Linked DNA regions of Homo sapiens: region 2 is linked to region 1. A link is a loop called in an ENCODE intact Hi-C map of the cell type or tissue named here. Cell type or tissue: CD4-positive, alpha-beta T cell. All regions are shown on one strand.

Evidence for each region. Peaks named below come from ENCODE experiments on the same cell type or tissue, not always from the same donor. Only the 100,000 strongest peaks of a DNase experiment are listed, where the experiment ranks them.
Region 2: a loop joins it to region 1, with 5 times the contacts of the local background. A loop is called at or near these places in 2 of 110 quality-filtered maps.

Annotation. Positions count from the first base shown.
Region 1 is chr1:234,207,985-234,215,984 of GRCh38, reverse strand. The region is part of intron 2 of SLC35F3 (solute carrier family 35 member F3); the gene reads right to left. It overlaps LOC124904553 (a long non-coding RNA gene), which reads left to right and starts at 903. Exons shown (of 2, transcript XR_007066948.1): 1 at 903-1,117; 2 at 1,874-3,268. RefSeq lists silencers at 1,188-1,307, 1,358-1,457, 1,558-1,657. In CD4-positive, alpha-beta T cell, a CTCF peak has its summit at 3,046 (motif pointing left); DNase peaks (open chromatin) are centred at 1,714 and 3,054; H3K4me3 peaks cover 1,920 bases; H3K27me3 peaks cover 375 bases.
Region 2 is chr1:234,406,107-234,414,106 of GRCh38, reverse strand. It overlaps TARBP1 (tRNA guanosine 2 -O-methyltransferase TARBP1), which reads left to right. Exons shown (of 30, transcript NM_005646.4): 23 at 3,576-3,662. Among named protein-coding and RNA genes, the nearest start is that of COA6-AS1, 37 kb to the right of the region's middle. In CD4-positive, alpha-beta T cell, CTCF peaks have their summits at 4,348 and 4,548; DNase peaks (open chromatin) are centred at 4,576 and 5,176; H3K4me3 peaks cover 948 bases; H3K27ac peaks cover 1,878 bases.

The DNA of each region.
Region 1 (8,000 bases):
AAGATAGAAAATGTTGAGAAATAGGTAAGTAGTTGCAGTTCAGTGCAAACTGATGTTCTGGAAAAAATGCTTGAGCTTTGGATCGGACAGCCCAGGATTCCATTCCTGCTTCACCACCTACCAACTGTGGGTCTAGGACACGTTAACCCACCTTGCTGGGCCTCACAGTGCTCCTCAGTAGGATGGGGATCACAGTACTAGGGCAGCTGCAGGCAGGCCTGTGTGGACAGCTAAGCTTGGGATATACAATTACCAAGCCAGCCTCTGTCTTGTCCTCGCTGGTTCTGAGATTCATTGTAATAAACAAGAAGTCACGAGTGGGAAGCAGGGTCAACAGTAGCCTAGAGAAGTCCAGGCTTCCTGGGAAGGGCAGAAGCCAGGCTCTGTCGGAGCCCATGGCTGCCCCTCATTCACCGCTGATGCTCATGGGCTCTGTTAGCTCAGCACAAGCAAAAGCCTAGAGGGGAGCTCCTGGGACCCAGGGGATGGTCTGTCTGCCTCACCTGGCCAAGGTGGCTTGCTCCTGGCAGAGGGAGTTAGTCATTCCACCTCTGCCTCCTGGGAGGAGGAGTTAAGAACTGGGACTGGCCCTCTGCCCCCCTTCTCCATTGGAAAGCAAGGCCCCTTAGGCCAGCAGAAGCCAGCTGTGTCTGAGGAAGCTCTCCTCGGTGGGCTGCTTCTTCCCCTGTCCTCTCGCTCACATTTCCTGGGTGGGAGCAGTTCCAGGCAGAAAGGACAACACGGGGAGGAGGACACCTTCTGGGGGCCTCTCACAGCCCTTCCAATCCCTCTCCAGGGCCTGGGAAAGAGCCTGTTTACAGACTGGTGCTGGCTCTTCCCTCACCTGTGCGCCCCGCCCATTCCCAAAGAGCAGGGCAGTCAGTTGGCTGGTGGCCGGAAAGGCTTCGGAACACGCAGGACAGACGTCTCCTTAGCCCGCTGCAGCCCTCTCCCGCCTCTACCAACTGCGGGCAGCACCTTTGGTCGGCCTGGGGGTGAGGCACAGAGCTCCACACCCAGGCAACTCAAGTGTGTGTGTGGTAAGGGGACACTGGGAGCGGCTGGACGACCCCCTCCTGCCGAACAGACAAGAGCCCCAGGACAAACTGGGATGGAGGTGAGGGTGCAGCTGCTGCCAGATGCGCTGGGTGCTGCCCAGGAAGGAGAGGGTTGGGGAGCCGGGTGCTCACTCGCCGCAGCAGCTCACTCCTGCTCGCCAGGGAGCTCAGGGCAGCCCCTGAAGCTGCCAGATCCCCCCACGCAGGCGGCGGCGCTCTGCACTGCGGAGCCGCGTCCTGGGGGAGCAGTACCCCCAGCCCCGGCGCCCCGCAGCCAGACAGCCCCCCTCAGGGTGGCAGCATTCCCCGGCTAGGGTGCAGGGACCCCCGGGGCGAGGCGGCCGCGCATTACCTTCCACTTTGGTAAGGGTCAGGACCGGACTGTTGCAGGCGCTGAGCGGGGCCACCCGGGCCGAGTGCTTCTTCATGATGAGCCGGCCGCCTGCAGGAGCGCTGCCGCCGATCGCCTACATCCTGGGGCCGGCTGGAGCGCGTCTCTCCCGGGCCCGTGGCCGACGCGGCCCTCTGCCGCCGGGGAGCACCAGCGGCTCGCCCCTCTCAGTCCCGGCCTCCCCGGCTGCCCGCCGGGCTCCGGTTGCCGCGTTGCTCACTGCGGCGGCCGCCCTGCAGCGCACATCCTCCCCGGCCGCGCAGCCACTCCACACACACGCGCGCACAGCCTCCTACTTGGAGGTTGCTGCAAACTCCAACGTCACGTACAAGTGCACTCCCTGCTCCCACCCCGCAGCTCACCTGCTCCGCCCTCCTCCCCGGGACGCCCAGCCCCGCAGCCCTCATCCCTGTCTTCCTCCCAGCCAGGTCCTGACTGCAGCCTCTGGCCACCACCTCTCTGAGAAGCCCTTTAAAAGGACCAGCGCCTGCGGAGGGGAGACCCTGAGAACTTAAGCCTCAGCGTTGCACAAGTTTAAAAAGGGAAGTGCTTGACTTTGGATTGAGAGTTGACTCTTCAGTGTGCGGAAGTCCTGAATTATTTCACAGGGAGAGTTAGAAAAAGCAAAGCTTCCCAAGGCTGCCATTCACTTCTTGAGTCTAGAGGCACATTATCTTGTCTGGCCCCGTGGACAGCTATTTTTTTGCGGGGTGGAGTGGGGGGTGGTTCAAACACCACAGAAGCAAAACAGCCACAAGAAAACAAAGGCTTGAAGAGATTTCTGCTCCCACCCCACCGCCTCAGTCTGGAGATCCAAACTCACCTCGGTAGCAGGAAAGCTCCTTTTCTGCCCAGCTCCCAGGTTCTTGCTTCAGCTGCAGATCTGACATTTGCCTCTGCAGGCACCAGCTTCACTGCTGGCACTCAGACACAGCTGTAAGCTACTGGCCGATGGTGCTCATTAAAAAGCTATGACATATACCTATTGCATCACTTGCCAGCACAATCCCTGAGTGACCACTGAGTCCGGAGGGGCATTTATCCCATGACAGTGCATCATCAGAGGTGCCCTGCTATCATCCCTGCAGGTAGGACACACAGGGCTCATGCAGCCCCAGAACTCCCAGGGCCTTGTGTTCATCTCCTTTACAGATGCCCAGCCATCAGTGTGGGTCCCAGCCTCAAGGATCAGTTGAGATTCAAGGTGGGTTTTGTTATTATTGTTGGTTAGATCTTTGCCCAGAATTTCAGAACCTTCAATGCTACCTGGTTTCCTGTCTCAAAGTTAAAACTTCATTGTATTATGTCATTCAAGTCCCCACAAGGGTAGCTCTGTGGAGTGGTACAGGGGAGAGTGAAACTCAAGCAATAGGGTTTCCTAGCTCAGCACCTACCAGATGTTTCTGGTGACATCCACCTGCAACCCCCAGCTCTCTGGCAGAAGTGGCTCCTAGGAGTTGCTCTTGTTGGATTCTTATTAATTGCCCTCTTGAACAGCTGTAATGAATGGAATGGCTCTGATCTCCAAAAGGCCAGGGCTTCTCAGGGTTGCTTCCTCACCACTACAGCCAAGGAAAAGGTATATAGGGTCCCTGCAGAGCCCTCTAGTGGTACCCCTCCACATTATACGCCTCTTACAGGAAACGTTCCAAGACTCCTAGTGATGACACTACAATAAGCCAATAAGCCACTTCCTTCTTTGGAATAAGCTTACAGCAAAAGAATTACATGTTGTATATTAAAGAGGATCTTTTTACTACAAAATAATACTTCTATGTGTTTCATCAAGTTCATCAATAAAATTTATTATATATAGTAACTAAAACAAATATCACATAATAATTGCACACGTTTTTAAGCACATGCTATGTATTATTTATGTTAACTGTTTTACATAAATAATTTCATTTCCTACTCTCAAAAGCTCTGTAAGATTGTTGTTATCTCGTTTCATAGATGGGGAAACTGAGGCTGAGAGGATAATGTCGCAGGTCACAGACTGAGTAACTGGCCAAGCGGGGATTTAAATCCAAGTGTGAACTATTCAAAAGCCTGAACTTATAACCAGTACGTTATTCTCTTACATGTTGGAGAGATAAAATGCAAAAATTCCTCATAGCTATTCCAAGTCAGCTGAGAGATACGTGTCAAGTTTGAATGTGGTTTTGATATATGATACATGACTTCACCGTGCCTGAGCATCTGTACACTCCTGGGGAAACTGGTTTATACTTGTGCTGATGTGGATGTCCTCCAGCACTTCACATTGGCCTCTACACACGTGTTCTACTAGGCAAGTCACAATGACAAGTTGTACTAGTCTGTTTTCACCCTGCTGATAAAGACATACCTGAGACTGGGAAGAAAAAGAGGTTTAATGGACTTATATTTCCACGTGGCTGGGGAGGCCTCACAATCATGGTGGAAGGCAAGGAGGAGCAAGCCACGTCTTACATGGATGGCAGCAGGCAAAGAGAGTGCTTGTGCAGGGAAACTCCCCCTTATAGAATCATCAGATCTCATGAAACTTATTCACTATCATGAGAGCAGCATGGGAAAGGCCTGCCCCCATGATTCAATTACCTCCCAGTGGGTCCCTCCCACAACATATGGGAATTCAAGATGAGATTTGGGTGGGGACACTGCCAAACCATATCATTCTACCCCTGGCACCTCCCAAATCTCATATCCTCATATTTCAAAACCAATCTTGCCTTCCCATCTATCCCCCAAAGTCTTAATTCATTTCAGCATTAACTCAAAAGTCCACAGTCCAAAGCCTCATTTGAGACAAGGGAAGTCCCTTCCACCTATGAGCCTGTAAAATCAAAAGCAAGTTAGTTACTTCCTGGATAAATGGGGGTACAGGCATTGGGTAAATACAGCTGTTCAAAATGGGAGGAACTGGCCAAAACGAAGTGGCTACAGGCCTCATGCAAGTCCAAAATCTAGCAGGGCAGTTGAATCTTAAAGCTTTGAAATGCTCTCCTTTGACTCCATGTCTCACATCTGGGTCACACCAATGTAAGGGGGGGGTTCCCATGTTCTTGGGCAGCTCTGCCTCTGTGGCCTTGCAGGGTACAGCCTCCCTCCCAGCTGCTTTCATGGGCTGGCATTGAGTGTCTGTGGCTTTTCCAGGCACAGAGTGCAAGCTGTCTGTGGATCTACCATTCTGGGGTCTGGAGGACAGTGGCCCTCTTCTCATAGCTCCACTAGGCAGTGCCCCAGTAGGGACTGTGTGTGTGGGCTCTGACCCCAAATTTTGCTTTTGCACTGACCTAGTAGAGGTTCTCCATGAGGGTGCCACCCCTGCAGCAAACTTCTGTCTGGGCATCCAGGTGTTTTCATAATCCTCTGAAATCTAGGTAAAGGTTCCCAAACCCCAATCCTTGACTTCTCTGCACTTGCAGGCTCAACACCACATGGAAATTGCCAAGGCTTGGGGTTTACACCTCCTGAAGCAACAGCCCAAGCTCTATGTTGGCCCCTTTCAGCTACTGCTGGAGCAGCTCGGATGCAGGGCACAAAGTCCCTAGGCTGCACACAGAATGGGGACCCTGGGCCTGGCCCAGGAAACCATCTTTTCCTCCTAGGCTTCCGGGCCTGTGATGGAAGGGGCTGTTGTGAAGACCTCTGTCACGTCCCAGAGACATTTTCCCCATTGTCTTGGTGATTAACATTCAGCTCCTTGTTATTTATGCAAATTTCTGCAGTTGGCTTGAATTTCTCCCCGGAAAATGGGATTTTCCTTTCTATTGCATTGAGGCTACAAATTTTCTATTGCATCAGGCTGCACATTTTCCAAACTTTTATGCTCTGCTTCCCTTTTCAAACTGAATGCCTTTAACAGCACCCAAGTCACCTGTTGAATGCTTTGCTGCTTAGAAATTTCTTCTGCCAGATAACCTAAATCATCTCTCTCAAGTTCAGTTTCACAAATCTCTAGGGCAGGGGCAAAATGCCAAGAGTCACCTTTGCTCCAGTTCCCAACAAGTTCCTAATCTCCATCTGAGACCACCTCAGCTTGGACTTTTTTGTCCATATTGCTATCAGCATTTTGGGCAAAGCCATTCAACAAGTCTCTAGGAAGTTCCAAACTTTCCCACATTTTCTTATCTTCTTCTGAGCCCTCCAAACTGTCCCAATCTCTGCCTATTGCTCAGTTTCAAAGTCACTTCCATATTCTCGGGTATCTTTTCAGCAATGCCTCACTTTACTGGTACCAATTTACTATATTAGCCCATCTTCATGCTGCTGATAAAGACATACCCAAGACTGGGAAGAAAAAGAGGTTTAATGGACTTATATTTCCATGTAGCTGGGGAGGCCTCACAATCATGCTGGAAGGCAAGGAGGAGCAAGTCATGTCTTACGTGGATGGCAGCAGGCAAAGAGAGAGCTTGTGCAGGGAAACTCTCCATTATAGAACCATCGTTTCTCATGAGACTTACTCACTCTCATGAGAACAGCATGGGAAAGACCTGCCCCCATGATTCAATTACCTCCCAGTGGGTCCCTCCCACAACATATGGAAATTCAAGATGAGATTTGGGTGGGGACACAGCCAAACCATATCGTAAGTGCTCAATAAATATTTGTCTGTTTTTAAAATTCTACTTTCTGTTTAATGCAATGTTGTGTACAGAGTCAAATAGTTAACAAATATTGTTAAAGATCACTAAATCCTTTTTTTTTCACATGCAGCTTACCCCAGGAGTTTTTGATATTTGGGAGGTCATCACCTCCTCATGTCTGTTAACTTCTGCTTGCCGAAGAGGAGTTACTAATTGCCATCTCAACTTCTTCCCTTTAATTTTAAGCACTCCATGCTGTTTCTATTTTTCATTTTCCATACTCAATCCCATCAGTCCTATGTGCTCTGTCTGCTCTGTTGTGTTTCAACAGCTGCCCTGCCCTATCCTGCTACCCCTCAAAAAACCAAACTTCCCATACTCCTTTTCAAATCAGGAGTTTTCTGTCTAATTGACCATATGAATATGGATATTCCTTAAGTGAACACTTCTTTTTGGGAGTGGGATGTGGTGGGAATGCCTATTTAAAAACTCACATAAACAAAATTATCCAGGAAGCTAATGGTGTACTGGTGTATAAGCATGCACTACTGTTTTGAGAATTCCAACAATTTAAAGCTTCACTGGAGCTTTTTTTTTATTATGGCCTAACTGGAGTTAGGCCATAATAACCTATTCTAGGATACTTACAAAATTGCCCAAGCCCCACTTAAAAACTCAAATCTCACAAAAACTCAAATCTCACATTCCAAAAAAAAAGTGCTAATAATTCTTCCAAAAAAGAGAGCTGAGACCCCTGACATATCAATGGCAACAATACTGTATAAATAATATCCAGACAAAAGGATGGGTCATTTGACCTCTGACCCCTATTCCTCTTTTGAGGGTGTTAGCATGAGATAATATCTTGATGAGATCATTGGGCACCTATCTGTCTTGACTTTAGTATTACAGGAGCTGGGAAAAGGAACTGGGCTGACTTTTTCAGCTTTTACTCATTAAACAGGTCTTCCTTGTCATCTTCTAAGAATGTACTGTGCAACAGTTTGCTCATCAAAGCCAAGGATCTCCTCAGCGATGTGTGATGGTGTCTATTCTGATAGGAGCCTGTTCTTTATCACTAGCCCCACTCTCTTGTTTGTTTTTCATTGATATGGCTGGGAATTGGATGGGTATTTAATGACAATTTATGGTAGTCTGGTATGGCAGACTTATGAAGAGTGACTGGGTTTTGTGATCTCAGCAGAGGTCTGGATACTGAAGTGGGTGTGCTGGGTAGATATAGAAGTGAACAGATGCAGAGCTCACATGCCAGGAGTGTAAGTTTTATACTCCCTGCCTCCTCCCAACTCCTCACATGCAAACCACAGCGAAAGGCAGTAAAAAAGGAGTCCTAGATAAGAAAGGAGTCAAAATGCCCAGTTTCTCTGACCACCCAGGGGCTGTATTGAAATCGTGACCCTCAGGGCAAGGACCCAGCCATGGCCCTTTAGAATGAGAAAGCAGACAGGCCTGGGCTGATCATCAGGAAGAGGGTAGCTATGTTGGGCCCACCTGATTCCTCGGATTCTGGAGGTTTGTTACTCTTCTTCCTGGTACAGAATTCCAGCCTGGGTTGTACAAATAGCCTCTTGTTGCCCTACTTGGACTGGTTCACATGTACGACATCTACAGGGGCCTCTGGTCTATTCATTCCCATGCAGGGGTATGTAAATATCTATAGTCCCACTTTACGATTCCAATAAGGCATCAATCCATTTGCTAGAGTTAAGTGATACTTATGATTCCCTTGAGACCGACAGAGCATGGAAAATGCCTTAAAGTATAGCCAACATCTTGAGTTTGAACTCCAGCTCTTCCAGGAAGAAGCAGCCAACCTGCAGTGGCCACCAAGTCTCCTCTGGCCTCAGTTTCCTGATATGGGCCTGAAAGAATTGGACACCTTTGGCAGTTTTCCAGCTGTATATTTTTCTTTTCTTTTTTTCTTTCATAAAAGAGACAGGATCTTGCTCTGATGCC
Region 2 (8,000 bases), 200 kb before region 1:
TACAGAACAAGTTTTCTGACCCTTGCTGTAGACGTTTTCCTTGTAGATGATTTTCCCTTAGACTAAATAACCTAAAACGTAGATGTGTAACACTGAGTGCCTTATTTTTCCCCTCAAACTTGATCTGCTTCCTACTCTAGTGAATACCACCACCATCTATACAGTTGCACAAACCAGAAACCTTGACACTTTCCATGCTCTGTGTCTGATTCGTGACCAGGTCCTGATCTTTCTGCCTGAATATTTCTGAGTTCTCTCTCTTCTGTCCCTGCCATTGTATCTCAGTCGACGCTACTGTCATCCTTGCAGTGGTTCCCTCACTGGGCTGCCTACATCCACTCTTGGCTCTGTTTCCATCTGCTTTCCACCCTGAAGCCCAGGCAGGGTTTCCATGGTGAGAATTTCAACAGGTGACCCCACCTGCTGAACACAGTGTCTTACGTCGTCTCAGGATGAAGACTATGCTCCTCGGAGTATCCCGTAAGGCTTGCGTGATCTTAGGCCTCTTTCCTCTCTAGTCTCTCTGTGTGGTCTATTCTCAATTCACTACCTAGGCACACTGATTGTCTGTTTTCCGTTGCTAGAACTCTCCAAAGCTTAGCGGTGTAAACAATGTGTTTTGTTTTGTTTTTGCAATGGAGTTTCGTTCTTGTCGCCCAAGCTAGAGTGCAATGGCACAATCTCGGCTCACTGCAACCTCTGCCTCCCGGGTTCAAGCGATTCTCCTGCTTCAGCCTCCCGAGTAGCTGGGATTACAGGTGCATGCCACCACACCCAGCTAAATAATTTTTGTATTTTTAGTACAGATGGGGTTTCACCATGTCGCCTTGGCCTCCCAAAGTGCTGGGATTACAGGCGTGAGCCACTGCTTTTTTTTCGTGATGTGTGTGTTGTCTGGGCCTGGCTGGGCAGTTTTGCTCCTTGTGGTGTCTGCTGGGGCTGGGACTTCCAAATGGCTCCTTCGCTCACATATTTGTCACCTCAGCTGCAATGGCAGGAGCAGCTCTGGTGGCTAGGCATCGCTCCCACTCTGTGTCTCCAGCAGGGTAGCTGGACCTCTTTATATTCAGTTCTCCAAGAATGAGCTTTCCGGCGGGTCGGGGGTCGAGGGGGCGCAGGCGGGTCATGTCCTGACATGCAAGTGCTCATCCAACCTCTGGATGCATCAGGCTTGCTAATGTTCACCAGCCAAAGCAAATCACATGACCATCCCTGCTGGGGTGGAAGGGGCCTGCATCGGGCATATGTAGGGAGGGTTGGTTGACCGGGGGTCACCCGAGATAACTGAGTACCACACTGACCTTTTCAGTCTTTCCTGCTTATCACCAGTCCTTTTGGTTTCAGGCTATTGCACATGTTGTGCCCTTTACACAAAATGGTCTTCTTTCTTCTCTTTATCTAGATAACTCTCTCTCCCTTCACATCTCAGTTCATGTGTCTTCTTTATTTATTTTTGAGACAGAGTCTTGCTCTGTCACCCGGCAATTATAGATCACTGCAGCTTTGAACAACTGGGCTCAAATGATCCTCCTGCCTCAGCCCTCTAAGTAGCTGGGACTACAAGCACCTGCCACCACACCTGGCCAATTTATTTTTAAATTTTTATAGAGGTGAGGTCTTGTTATGTTGCCTGGGCTGGTCATGAGCCACTGCACCTGGCCCATATTGTCTTTTTTTTTTTTTTTGAGACGGCGTCTGTCTCTGTCCCCCAGGCTGGAGTGCAGTGGTGTGATCTCGGCTCACTGCAACCTCCATCTCCTGGGTTCAAGTGATTCTCCTGCCTCAGCCTCCCAGGTAACTGGAATTACAGGTGCCCACCACCATGCCCAGCTAATTTTTGTATTTTTAGTAGAGACATGGTTTTACCATATTGGCCAGGCTGATATCGAACTCCTGACATTGTGATCCACCTGCCTCGGCCTCCCAAAGTGCTGGGATTACAGGCATGGGCCACAGCGCCCAGGCCCATATTGTCATTCTTAAAGGAAGTTACCTCCCCAAGTATTTAGATCCCCTTATTTTAGGTTTTCATAGCACATAAATAGTACTGCTTACAGTTAGGATTTTAATCTGATTTGATTTTTATCTTCTCCAGTAGATTTTTAAGTTACAGGAACTTGTTTCTATAGTAACTGTCATGTAGAAGACATTCAGTAACTGTTAATTAAATAAAGGAATTAAATAATAATAAATGATTTGCCTCTTGGATTGGTTTCCAAACTGGTCTTCCTGCTTATATGCTCTTTTCTTTCCAATCTGTCTGGCATTTATCAGTTTATTATCACTAAAATAATGTATTATTCCAAAACCACTATGATTATGAAATAATAATAGTTTCAGATTCCAGTTGAACAGTCTTTTTCAACTGGAATCAGAGGTTTCCAGATTCCAGTTGAACAGTCTTCTTAAAAAATTTTCCCTAAGATAGCTGATTAAGTCTTCTATAGGTTTTTCGCTATAGCTTTTTAAAGCCTCTACAGTATGATTCCATTTAACTTTTGAGCCTTATCTCCATCACTCTCTGCCAAACTGGCTTTGTCTCCTCTTGCTGCCTTTCCCTTAAGTTTGCCTCTGTGTCTTTGTTCTTGTTCACTTATCTGTTCTCTAACCTTCCTGCTCCTTCTCCAGGCCAGTCCTTCCCATCCTGAAGGCCTCACCTCTCCTGAAGTGAGCATGCCCTTGGCTCTGCCACAGATAATCAACCCTTGGTATCCATGGGGGATTGATTCCAGGCCCCCTACGGATGCCAAAACCTGAGGATGCTCAAGTCTTTTGTTTAGAATGGCATAGTAGTTGCACATAACTGATGTGTATCCTCCCATATACTTTAATAATCTTAGATTACTTATAATGTCTAGTACAATGTACATGCTATGTAAATCGCTGTTATACAGTTTTAAACTTTGTATTACTTTTTAATTGCATTATGTTTTAAAAATTTTTTGTTAAATATTTTTCATCCACGGTTGGTTGAACTCATAGATGCAGAACTCGTGCATACAGAGGGCACACTGTACTTTATTTTATGTTTTTTTTTGAGACAGGGTCTTGCTCTGTTGCCCATGCTGGAGTGCAGTGGCACGATCTCAGCTAACTGCAAACTCTGCCCTGGGTTCAGGCAATTCTTCTACCTCAGCCTCCCCAGTAGCTGGGACTACAGGTGTGCGCTACCATGCCCAGCGAATTTTTGTATTTTTTGGTAGACATGGTTTCACCATGTTGGCCAAGCTGATCTCAAACCCCTGGCCTGAAATGATCCACCCGCCTCAGCCTCCCAAAGTGTTGGGATTATAGGCGTGAGCCACTGTGCCCCGCTGTACTTAGAGTTGAGTTATTCAGTACTTTATGTGACCTGCTGATTTTTGTGTGCACTGGCATTTGGCTCTAGGAAATATTTCCTTTGCTTTCAGTCCTGTGCCTGTTGCCGCAGCCCCCTTCCCACCCAGACCCCGGGCTGTTCCAGGGAAGAGGCTGCCTCCTGTCCTGGGCCCTCATAGAGTCCAGCACGGCGCTTTCACGTGCATGTTTCACAGTAAGCTTTGAATCAATATTTGTTTATCTGATTATTTTTTCAGGGTGAAGAAAATCTTAAAACAAGCATTTGTACGTTTTTAGCAGTTTTATCACATTTAGACATTATTACTCAAAATATTCCAGAAAAGGTAAGTTTGTTTGTAAGAATTTAAACTTGACTGTAAAAAAAGAATTGTATGTATTTGTACCAATTTTTTATATGTAGAGCATTCCTGTGAATGTTTGCAATTTTTCCCTTTCCTTTCCACTGCCCTGCTAATGTGCACATGTATTAGACACAAATACCCAGTAAATGGGAATTACCCATTTACATGCATACACACTGAGGTGTGCTTGAGTACATACCAAATTTATAGACAAACTACTGGGTAAGTTTTTGTTGATACTTGTATAAAATTAATAATTATTTATAATTCTTAGGATTAGGATTACTTAGGATTCTTTAAACAGGACTTCCCTTACCTTCTTTGACTGAATGGTAGTTATTTAACAAATGCTCGTGCAAAGAAACTTATGGCCAGACTATTAAAAGCTGTTGGGTAATTGAAGGTGATATAAAATGACTGTCATCATTTGGAGTGTGCAGTACAGTTACTTCATGTTCCTCAGGTTTAGAACAATTTCCCCTGTAAGTTCTCACACAGATAGGCAGAAATCATAACTAATTTTGGTTAATCACTATGGCAGCCGTTGAAGAATTTAAGAGAACCTGCCAGTAAGATTTGGAATAAGATTCTATATTATTGCATCCACAGAAAAGAATGTACTGATATACTATAAACTCTAGGAGAAAACTTAATTGAAATAGTGTTATTAAGTGTTGAAAGTACCATAAAAATATAAGGGAAAATAAGCTTTCCTAGAATTTTTCAGTGTTCTAGTTTTTAAACAGTGATGTTTTTTATTAACCTATTTCATCCATTCAAAGACAGGCCTTTCTCCACACCACATTTTCCTCTAAAATCATGATAACACTTTTAAATTGATGGTGTCTTCCAGTGTGTATCAGCCAGATGGCAGTGTGTTACAGTTCCAGGAAAACTCGTTCACATCTTCCGTAAGATCAAGAAGGCTCTGGCATCAGATAAGATCAAATGTTGTCTTTCTGTTTTAAATATGTGCCGCAAAGAGATTTGCTTACAATCTATTGAGAAAGCTAAAACAGAGCAGACATTGTCCTGTTGCGGGGTAGATGAATAGCCTAAGAATAGTTTAGACAAATTCTGAAAACGAATTTACCTTAGAAGATGTTCATGTTAGATCTGGTAAAAGTAACATGTTATTTTTCTGTCAAGCCCTTTTTGTACTTGCCGTTTATTACATATTTTAGATTTATTTTTTATTTTCGAAACATCCAAAAAGGAATGCTAATTAGTGAAATGGAAGAATTTCCATTTCAACACCTTAGGAAAAAAAAAACTGACTTGACATACCTAAGAAAAGGCCAAGTTGATTTACTTTGTCAGTCTCTTCATTTGTGATACGTAAAGTCCGTTGTTACCTAGATAAATGTAGGTTTGATTTCTTGGAAGCAATCACTTAAGACTTTCCATTTTCTTCAAAGCATCTTACTTAACCTGCATGTGGGATCTGTACTGAGCAATTAGAGATTCAAAACAACTGTCACACACGACAGAGGTGGTAACCGCCCAACAGGTTCACCTCTTCCGCCGCCTACACAGAGCCGATTTATCAAGACAGGAATTGCAATAGAGGAAGAGTACACAGAGCTGCTTGTGCAGGAGACTGGAGTCTTATTAGTACTCAAATCGATCTCCCTGAGCATTCGGGGATCAGAGTTTTTAAGGATAATTTGGTGGGAGGGGGAAGGCCAGTGAGTCAAGGGTGTTGATTGGTTGGGTCGGAGATGAAATCATAAGGAATTGAGGTGTCCTTTTGTGCTAAGTCAGTTCCAGGGTGGGGGCCACGAGATCAGATGAGCCAGTTAATCGATCTGGGTGGTGCCAGCTGATCCGTCGAGTGCAGGTCTGCAAAATATCTCGAGCACCGACATAGGAGCAGTTTAGGGAGGGTCAGAATCTTGTAGCTTCCAGCTACATGACTCCTGAACCATAATTTCTAATCTTGAGGCTAATTTGTTAGTCCTACAAAGGAAATCTAGTCCCCAGACAAGAAGGGGGTTTGTCTTGGGAAAGGGCTGTTATCATCTTTGTTTTAAACTATAAACTAAACTAAGTTTCTCCCAAAGTTAGTTGAGCCTACACCCAGGAATGAACAAGGACAGCTTGGAGGTTAGAAGCAAGATGGAGTTGGTTAGGTCAGATCTCTTTCCCCACCTCAGTTACAATTTTGCAAAGGCGGTTTCAGAATCAGAGCACGAAGTGTTCCTATAAAAGGAAAAAAAAAAAAAACCTTTCTTAATTATGCTCATAGTTGTGTATTGTCCTGTCAGCTTGCTCATTGTGTAAAATGAGCGGACATGAGAATTCACGAGCAGAGCTTTTTACACTGATATGTATGAAAGCATCATTTACGTCCTGAAAGCCCCAGCCGAGCGATCACTGGCAGTGCCAACATTTTTGAGTGTGGGCTCCATAGGAAGCACTGTTTTCCCTATTGAGAATTATAGTGGGTTTTTTTCATTTACGAGTAATGTATACCTAGCTCCAAGATCTTGGTTGCTAACACCATTCTCCAATAAAACGAACCAGGGATCGCTGGAGAAATAGCTGATTCTAAAACTAGGGCAGAAAGTATACAAGATGAGCCTGGAGCATCTTGTAGAGTCAGAGAGCAAGGCAGAACTTTATACATACAGTGATGTGAGATGGGCATGCAGAGGGAAGATGTTCCCAGTGGCTGAAGCTGAAACAGTGTGAGCAACAAAATAAAGCAGTGTTGGATCACAACCCAAAGAATAAAATAAATATCCTCGAGCCCACACCGATATAAATAAATGATTGAATCAATAAATGAGTCCAGGCACTGTGGCTCATGCCTGTAATCCTGCACTTTGGGAGGCCAAGGCGGGTGGATCACTTGAGGTCAGGAGTTCGAGACCAGCCTGGCCAACATGGTGAAACCCCGTCTCTACTAAAAATACAAAAATTAGCCAGGCATGGTGGTACATGCCTATAATCCCAGCTACTCAGGAGGTGAGGCAGGAGAATCACTTGAACCCGGGAGGCAGAAATTGCAATGAGCCAAGATTGCAGGACTGCACTCCAGCCTAGGCGACAGAGTGAGACTCCATCTCAAAAAAAAAAAAAAGGATGGACAAGACAAATCTCTTGTAAAAAAAATTACAAGTAATTTTTATAGAAGCTCTGCCCTGAGGGAGGGGGAGCGTGACTTCTCACTCCTTCAGTGTGGGCTGCACAAGTGACTTCCTTCCATATGGGATCGTTATAACAAAAGACTGTAACAAGGGCTATGGGAGTTATAAGACAGGAATTGTGGACAAAAACCAGTGTATATCATAACATCACACCTTGTAATGTTGGCAGTACAGTCACTGACCTTTGATAAATGTTGATGACATGTTGAGTAAAGGAATGAGAGAAAGAGGATTGTTTATCTCTGTTTTTATCCTTCTCAGAGAAACTTAGAGTAACAAGTGTGTTATCAGCCATGCTGATGCCTTTGGTAAACTATTGTGTGAATATGGTTGTTTTGAATTGGTCAGTAGAAACTGGGCTGCCAGGCGCAGCCGGTAAGCATTTCCATGTGAGCCTTAGGGGAGAAGTGCATTTGGTAGGAGCATCAAAATAGCTTCTGATATTTCATTAAAAGTTTGGGTCCGTCTGGTTCCTTCATTAGTATATGTCACTTCCTTTGACCTTCAGTGTCTGTTGAACCATGTGATTTTAGAAAGCAAGGGATTGCTTGACATCTCCAGGCTGTGAAGACTAAAGTTCACAGGAAAAGACTACAAGGAAATTTAAACAGTTTTATTATTTTCCCCCTCATTTCTTAATTTTCCTGCCACTACTCAGTACTGTGTGGGTCCAGGATCACCATTAGGGAAGACAGAGTAGCTCAGAAATCAGTAGTGAGGAGGAGGACAGCACTTTGTGTGGTATCTTGCTCTAGGAGCATTTTCAAGCCATCAGAAGTGGGACTCTTGAAGACTATTTCTGACTTTCTCAGCACAAATTAAGATAATAGGAGATGGAGGCTCCATTTGAAAAACATTTTGGTTGTATAATGGTTAGCATAAAACATACTTTTTTCAAGTTAACTCAGGTACTAGAGTATGGGGGGCGGGGGGAAATGTACTGCAGCATTAATGAAAACTAGAGCTGGGAGAATGTGTTTTTCCTTGAGTAAATTGCAAATGCCTGTGCACCGCATTTGACCAGGAGGGAAGAATGAGAGGCCCTGGTAGCAAAGCCAGTGGAAGAAGTTTTACTAGGAGCAGTTGTATCATTCGTGTACTTTTTTTGTGTCATACAAGTGAGAGTAAAATGGTCCATGTCTGTGTTTTGAGGAATTTTTTGCCTTTC